Linked DNA regions of Homo sapiens: region 2 is linked to region 1. A link is an interaction called in ENCODE POLR2A ChIA-PET data of the cell type or tissue named here. Cell type or tissue: MCF 10A. All regions are shown on one strand. Each heading gives the region's core, and the rest is flanking DNA. Links, peaks and the distances in the headings are about the cores only.

Region 1 (2,809 bases), core at 134-2,633:
CTCTCTGACCTTCAGTCTCCTCCTCAGTTGTCCTTATTATAGGGATAATATAGGGAATGGCATAGTCTAGAGCATACAGTAAAGTGTTGGGTACAGTAATGATAATATCTGGTGTATTTGGTGCATTTGGTGTCTGGACTGGTGGAAGAGGCTGGAGGTCTGTGTAGCAGGTGTTTGGGGAGTAAGGGGGCTGGGAGACAGTGGATAGGGTAGGCTCAGTGTCAGCCCTGCTTGCTTGAAGGGCTGCCAAGAGGGGACCCTTAGAGGTTAAGGAGATTGGGACCAGGGAATGAGGGAGACTTGTTTTTGAAGGCCTCTAAGATTCTGGCCTAAACAGTGTGGCCTCAGGGCCTGGGGCATGGTGTTTAGAGAGGGAAGAGTTGCTCCCCATCCCTCCTCCTCAGCATCCGGTCACAGACAACTGAGGCTTTGAGGGCTGAGGACTGAGCTGGCCATGGGTGGAGGATGGGTGCTCTCCAGAGCAGAGTTCTCATGCCACGGAGGCAGCGGTGTCTTCGCAGGGAAGCAGAGCACAGCCAGTGCAGGCTTGCTCCTGCTTATAGGGCAGTATTCCTGGGGCCCCGAAATTAACTGGAGGACTTTCTGAGGGACTACCTGAGGCCCTGCAGCACGCAGCTGAGGGCCAGGAGCCTCTCTGACTTGGGCATTGATGTCAAAGTGACCCCATGTTCACTCAGGCTGGTGACCTCCTTAGCAAAGTGCCTAGCACATAGTAAGTGCTCAATTAATGGGAGTTGATAGAACCTGTGTCCTCAGTGTGTGTCCTCAGGAGGGCTCTGCAGGGCACTGAGGCCCGGTGGAGAGAGGGTGGGCGGGTAATGACAAGCACAAGGGCAGGAAGGGACCTTAGCAGAGGCTTATCTGCACTAAGCCCATTTTGAGAAGAGAAGACTTGCACGAGCATGGGGCAGAGGCCAGACAGGGGGACAGTGGGCCATAAGGAATCTCCCCGCTTCCCTGCCATGTCCCTTGACTAGCCAGAGCTTCAGACGTGAGTGTCCCCCTCCTGCTGGCCTCCACCAGGAAGCTGCTCAGGTCCCTCAGACCCAACATGTCTGAGATGAGCTCTTCAGCCGCCTTCCCAGCCCCTTGGTCTCCCCAGCCAGCCAGTCCCAGAAACCTGAGAGTCGCATGAGATCCTTTCTTCATCTCCAGCCCCTGGCCCCTCCATCACTGAGCCCGAGGCAACATCTACACTTTGGCCACGCTGCCTGCCTCTGGCCACTGTGTTTTTGCTAGCGTGGTGCCAGGCCTGACCTCCTCTCTTCTCTTCCCCTGGGTCATGCCCTCTAATTTGGGCCTGGGTGCTCAGTAAGTTCTAGAAGCAGTGGGTGGCCAGGGGGTCTGGGGCACGGAGGACTCTTTTTTTCTGGTCTGGGTCCTGGGTTGGGTCCTTGTCCCCTATGTGTCCCACACCTGTCAGCTGGGGGCGCTCCTGCCCCACAGAACCCCAGCATCCTGGCTCCAAGTGGGGGTGGGGAGCCTCTGGAGCCTCTCCCGGCAGCTGGGCCTGCTTGGCCTGCCCGGCAGGTCTGGGTGTGGGTGGAGAAGGCCAGGAGAGGGGTTGGGGAGGAGCACGTCTGTGTGTGGGTACAGGCCTCGGGGTGTGGGGGTACAGGAGCTGGGTGGGTGTGTACATGCAGCTTAGCTGTGTGTGTGTGTGTGTGTGTGTGTGTGTGTGTGTGTGTGTGTGTGGTGTGGGCAGAGTTCATGGTGTGGGTTCTGTGGAGCCTGGGGACCTCACGGTAGGATTCCTTGGACATAGGTGAAAGGCTGGGCCTGGCCTCGTTTGCCCTCCAGCTCCTTCCCCAGGGCTCCCCACCTCATCACCCACTGGAGGCAGATCTTCAGCAGGCTCCTTTGGAGGGCGAGCTTTGAGGTGTAATCCCCACTCTTCACCTTGGTTCATCCCTAAAACGGTTGTAGCCTCAGTGTCCTTGTAAGTACAATGGGGAGAAGGACACCAATGTTGCAGGACTGTTGAAGGGACAGTGGGAAGCACCTAGGGCCTGGCCTCCACACAGTAGCAGGAGGGATGGAGGTGTCACAGCTGTGCCAGGCAGCAAGAGCTGCGCCCAGAGAGGCTGTGCCCTCAGGAAGCTGGAGGGCTGGAGGGTGGCAGAGGCCCACCACAAAGCTGTGGGGTAGGGGCGGGGAAAGGGCCATCAGACCACAGAGCACAGTGGTCCGGGCTCAGAGAGGGGACGCTCCCCTTGTAGGAAAGACAAGATTTCACCAGGGAGTGCACTCCAGGCCATGGGCGGCCTAGCAAAACCAGGGAGGTGGAAGATGTGGGACCTCCTGACAGCAATAGCGGTCTGGTGTGGTGAGGATCTGTGGGGGTCAGGCTGCTGGGTGGGATGGCTGAGTGTTGGGGCCTTGACCGTTAGTGAAGAGCCCGTAGTGGAGGGCGGGGCCCAGGCAGGGAGACCAGCTGGGGTGGGGCTAGGGGCCCGAGTGGTCAGCAGGCAAGAGGGGCCGGGGCCTGGGCCTGGATGGCAGCTGGAGGGGAGAGGTTCACTGGGAGGAGAATCTCCTTTTCCTCTTGGACTGCATCGTAGGGAATCGAGGTTAGATGACTAGAAGAACTTCCTGGCGCAGATCTGGGGAAGCCCTGGCCCAGAGGCCTGGCCTTTACCCATCCCTGGATCCTCTGCCTCTCCCCAGCTCCCACTGTCCTCAGACACCCCTTGCCCCTGTCTGGGATTCTGGGGGTGAGCCCCGGCCTGGCCGAGGCCTGCTGCAGGGTGAGAGTTATGTTCCAGCTCCATTGAGTGATAAGTGCCAC
Region 2 (2,809 bases), core at 2-2,501, 350 kb after region 1:
AATTGTCCCCTCCTTCTTCTTCATCAGACACTCCCTGTGTGCCCCCTTCCCACACAGGTTTTCTACTCCACTTGCACCAGCCTCACCCTCTGAGTGGGATCCTTCCTGAGGGCGTATGGGCATTTGCCCGATGGCCTGAGCAAGAAGTAGCCTGTTGTGTTTTTTCCACTGCATTTGGACCAGTTCTTCTGGAGCTCCTGGCTGTCCTCCCTTGTGTCCTGGACATAGGAACGGGGTCTGCTTTGGGGATCTAACCCTCCTTTGTCAGGCAAGAGGGACAGAGGAGTTGAGTCTTTACACTGTAGGAGCAACATTTGTTCTGTGTACTGTGTGATCACCTGCCCACATGCCGTTTACCTAAAATGAAGGGAGCAGACATTGCCCAGGGTGCTCAGAGACCTGACTTCTGCCAGGAGTTTCTTTCCATATCTGCACCTCTCTCTCCAGTGCTTGCTTTCCTATTGAGCTTAGTCTCATGTAAATCTGCCTTTCCAGTTGAAATTTATAGACACCTTCTCCCTGCTGTTTTGGAGCATTTACATAGAGCTTAATTTAAACAACGGAAAATGAGTGATATAAAAATCATTAAGGAATTCACTGGATTTTTATTCCCACAGATTTTGACATTTCTTAAGAATCAAGAGTCAGACAGTTTAATTGGGTGTGTAGGGAAAGTCAAGGGGCATATGGAAGCTGTGAATCATAAAATTGTGCCCTTACAAGTGTGATGATGTAACATGTCAATTCCACATTTTAATTTCTGATCTCAGTGCTTGAAATCTCAAATCCATATACACCTTCTGGGAGGGTGGGCAGGCTGACAAAGGTGAGTGTGCTTGGTTTACAGAGGAATGAGCTTCACTTCTCCAGTCCATGCATTAAGCACTGTGCATGAGGAGAATGGAGAGCAATCCTGGGCAATATTGTTCTGTGAGAACCTATGGATAAATGAGCAACCGCAGGAGGAAGAACAAACTCCCATGCTAAGAAGAGCCTCAGGAAAGCTCTTGTTACTATTTTAAAAGCAGTCCCATTTCTCCAACATTTGGAGGGGGGGACACAGCATCCAGGAGAACAGGGTGTTCCCTGTCTAAAGGAGGTGCTAACTCAGCGTCTGGCAAGAACGAGATACCTTCTCAAGACAACGGAAGCAGCTCCCCTCCCTCCACCCTGGTTGCACAATGGTTGACCAAGAATGTGCTTCCACCCAGTTCTGGGAAAGAAGTGTTCCTTCTGGTATGTGCTCCGACCCACTCTACTCTCTTGGGATAGAGGCTTTAGGCTTGGCATGAATGATGCTAGGATGGGTAAGAAGGGTTGGCAATTCAGGTGGGAGCTATATGCATTTACCCAGTGTCCTATGTCTGTGTCAATGTCCAATGTCCACGGCTGCTTTCACACTACAAAGACAGAGCTGAGTAGTTACAACAGAGATTGTATGCCCTGCAAAGCCTAAAATAGTCACTATTTGTCCCTTTAAAGAAAACATTTGCCAACCCCTGGTTAAGAGCATGGACTTTGGAGACAGAGGGCTCAGGTTCATGACCAAGCACCTGGGTGTCCCTCTGCACTTTCTTAAACCCTTTGTGCCTTGTTTTTACACCTGTAAACTGGGAGTGAACATAGCACCGGCCTCAAAGTGCTATTGTGAGGCTTCAGTGAGATAATTAATTGAAGGTCTTAGCAAGGCATCTGGCATATAATTTCTCACCGAAGGTAAGCTAATATTATCATAGGAAAGTATGAAGACATTTTGTATGTAGAGGCCCACAAGAAGCGTCAAGAACAGGGACACAAGTGCAGGGTATGTGTGTGGGGGAGGAGGGTGGTTCAGAGACCGGTAAGAGAAATGAAACCAACATTGCAGGCTTGTGCCACATTAGTAAGGACTTAGGAAGCCATGTATAGAGGTTTGCCCTGCTCCCAGATGCCACACAGAGCCGCAGAAGGCAGAAGAGCAACAGGATCAGAAGAGCAATTTGCAAGCTTGCAGCCACTCTGCTGAGCAGCAGCATGGGGCAGACAGAGCTCCGCCCAGTGGGGGAGGCAGCATGTTGTCTGAGTGATTGGAAGGAAAGGTGGTTGGAGAGAGGATCCAACCTCTGAGTTCTTGGCAGGAGCCCAGAAGACTGCTCTCCCTCTTATGGAGTCAGGTTCCCCTGCCCATCCTCTGCTGGGTCTCAGGCTGTTCTCTGGGGTACACACACAGGGGCAGCTGCTATTAACCAGCAGTGCCAACTGCATCAGTTCCTTTTTCACTAATGAGTTCCTGTCTTTTTAAGTGTGGGGGTGAACTCATCCCTGAATAAAATATGTAATGTAATTCATTTAGTCTATCAGAGGATGGTTTAACTTCAACATCTTATTCAATCTAGGCTTGGTGTGTGCATCAGACAGCACCAGCAATATAAAGTGCCATGTTTAATTTCCTGACACCAGTGTATCTCCTTTTGCTAAATTTATATGACATTCTCTTATATATCTACTAAGAGGTTTTTTAAAAAAATTCCCATTCCCAGCTGCCAGGCATGCTCTGGGAACCAAGTCCAGTGACCCCATAGAGTGAGGTCAGCTGGGAGGACTCATGAGAGGTGATGAAGGGCTTCTAAGACAGTGGAGGGGGAGTTAGAGAGGAGGGAATCCTGCTGCTGCCGGAAGATCTATTTCTGATTCCACTTCTTCCCAGGCCCCACCACCACTAAAAGGGGAAGTTTGCACCTGGCTCATTTGCCATTGATTGTCTATGTCTTTCTTTGTCCTGGTGTGGGAGGTGCCTGTTGTTCCTGGCCTGCTTTCAGACAGCTGCCCT

Evidence for each region. ChIA-PET counts read pairs that join two places held together with the same protein. Peaks named below come from ENCODE experiments on the same cell type or tissue, not always from the same donor. Only the 100,000 strongest peaks of a DNase experiment are listed, where the experiment ranks them.
Region 2: POLR2A ChIA-PET joins it to region 1 with 13 read pairs; 3 of 35 experiments call an interaction of 5 or more read pairs at or near these places.

The regions. Positions count from the first base shown.
Region 1 is chr12:52,142,244-52,145,052 of GRCh38, forward strand. No RefSeq gene overlaps it. Among named protein-coding and RNA genes, the nearest start is that of SMIM41-AS1, 25 kb to the left of the region's middle. RefSeq lists an enhancer at 1,760-2,577. In MCF 10A, for the core only: a CTCF peak has its summit at 1,438 (motif pointing right); a DNase peak (open chromatin) is centred at 1,488.
Region 2 is chr12:52,493,551-52,496,359 of GRCh38, forward strand. No RefSeq gene overlaps it. Among named protein-coding and RNA genes, the nearest start is that of KRT6A, 1.7 kb to the left of the region's middle. In MCF 10A, for the core only: no CTCF peak of the experiment used is centred there; DNase peaks (open chromatin) are centred at 1,151 and 2,081.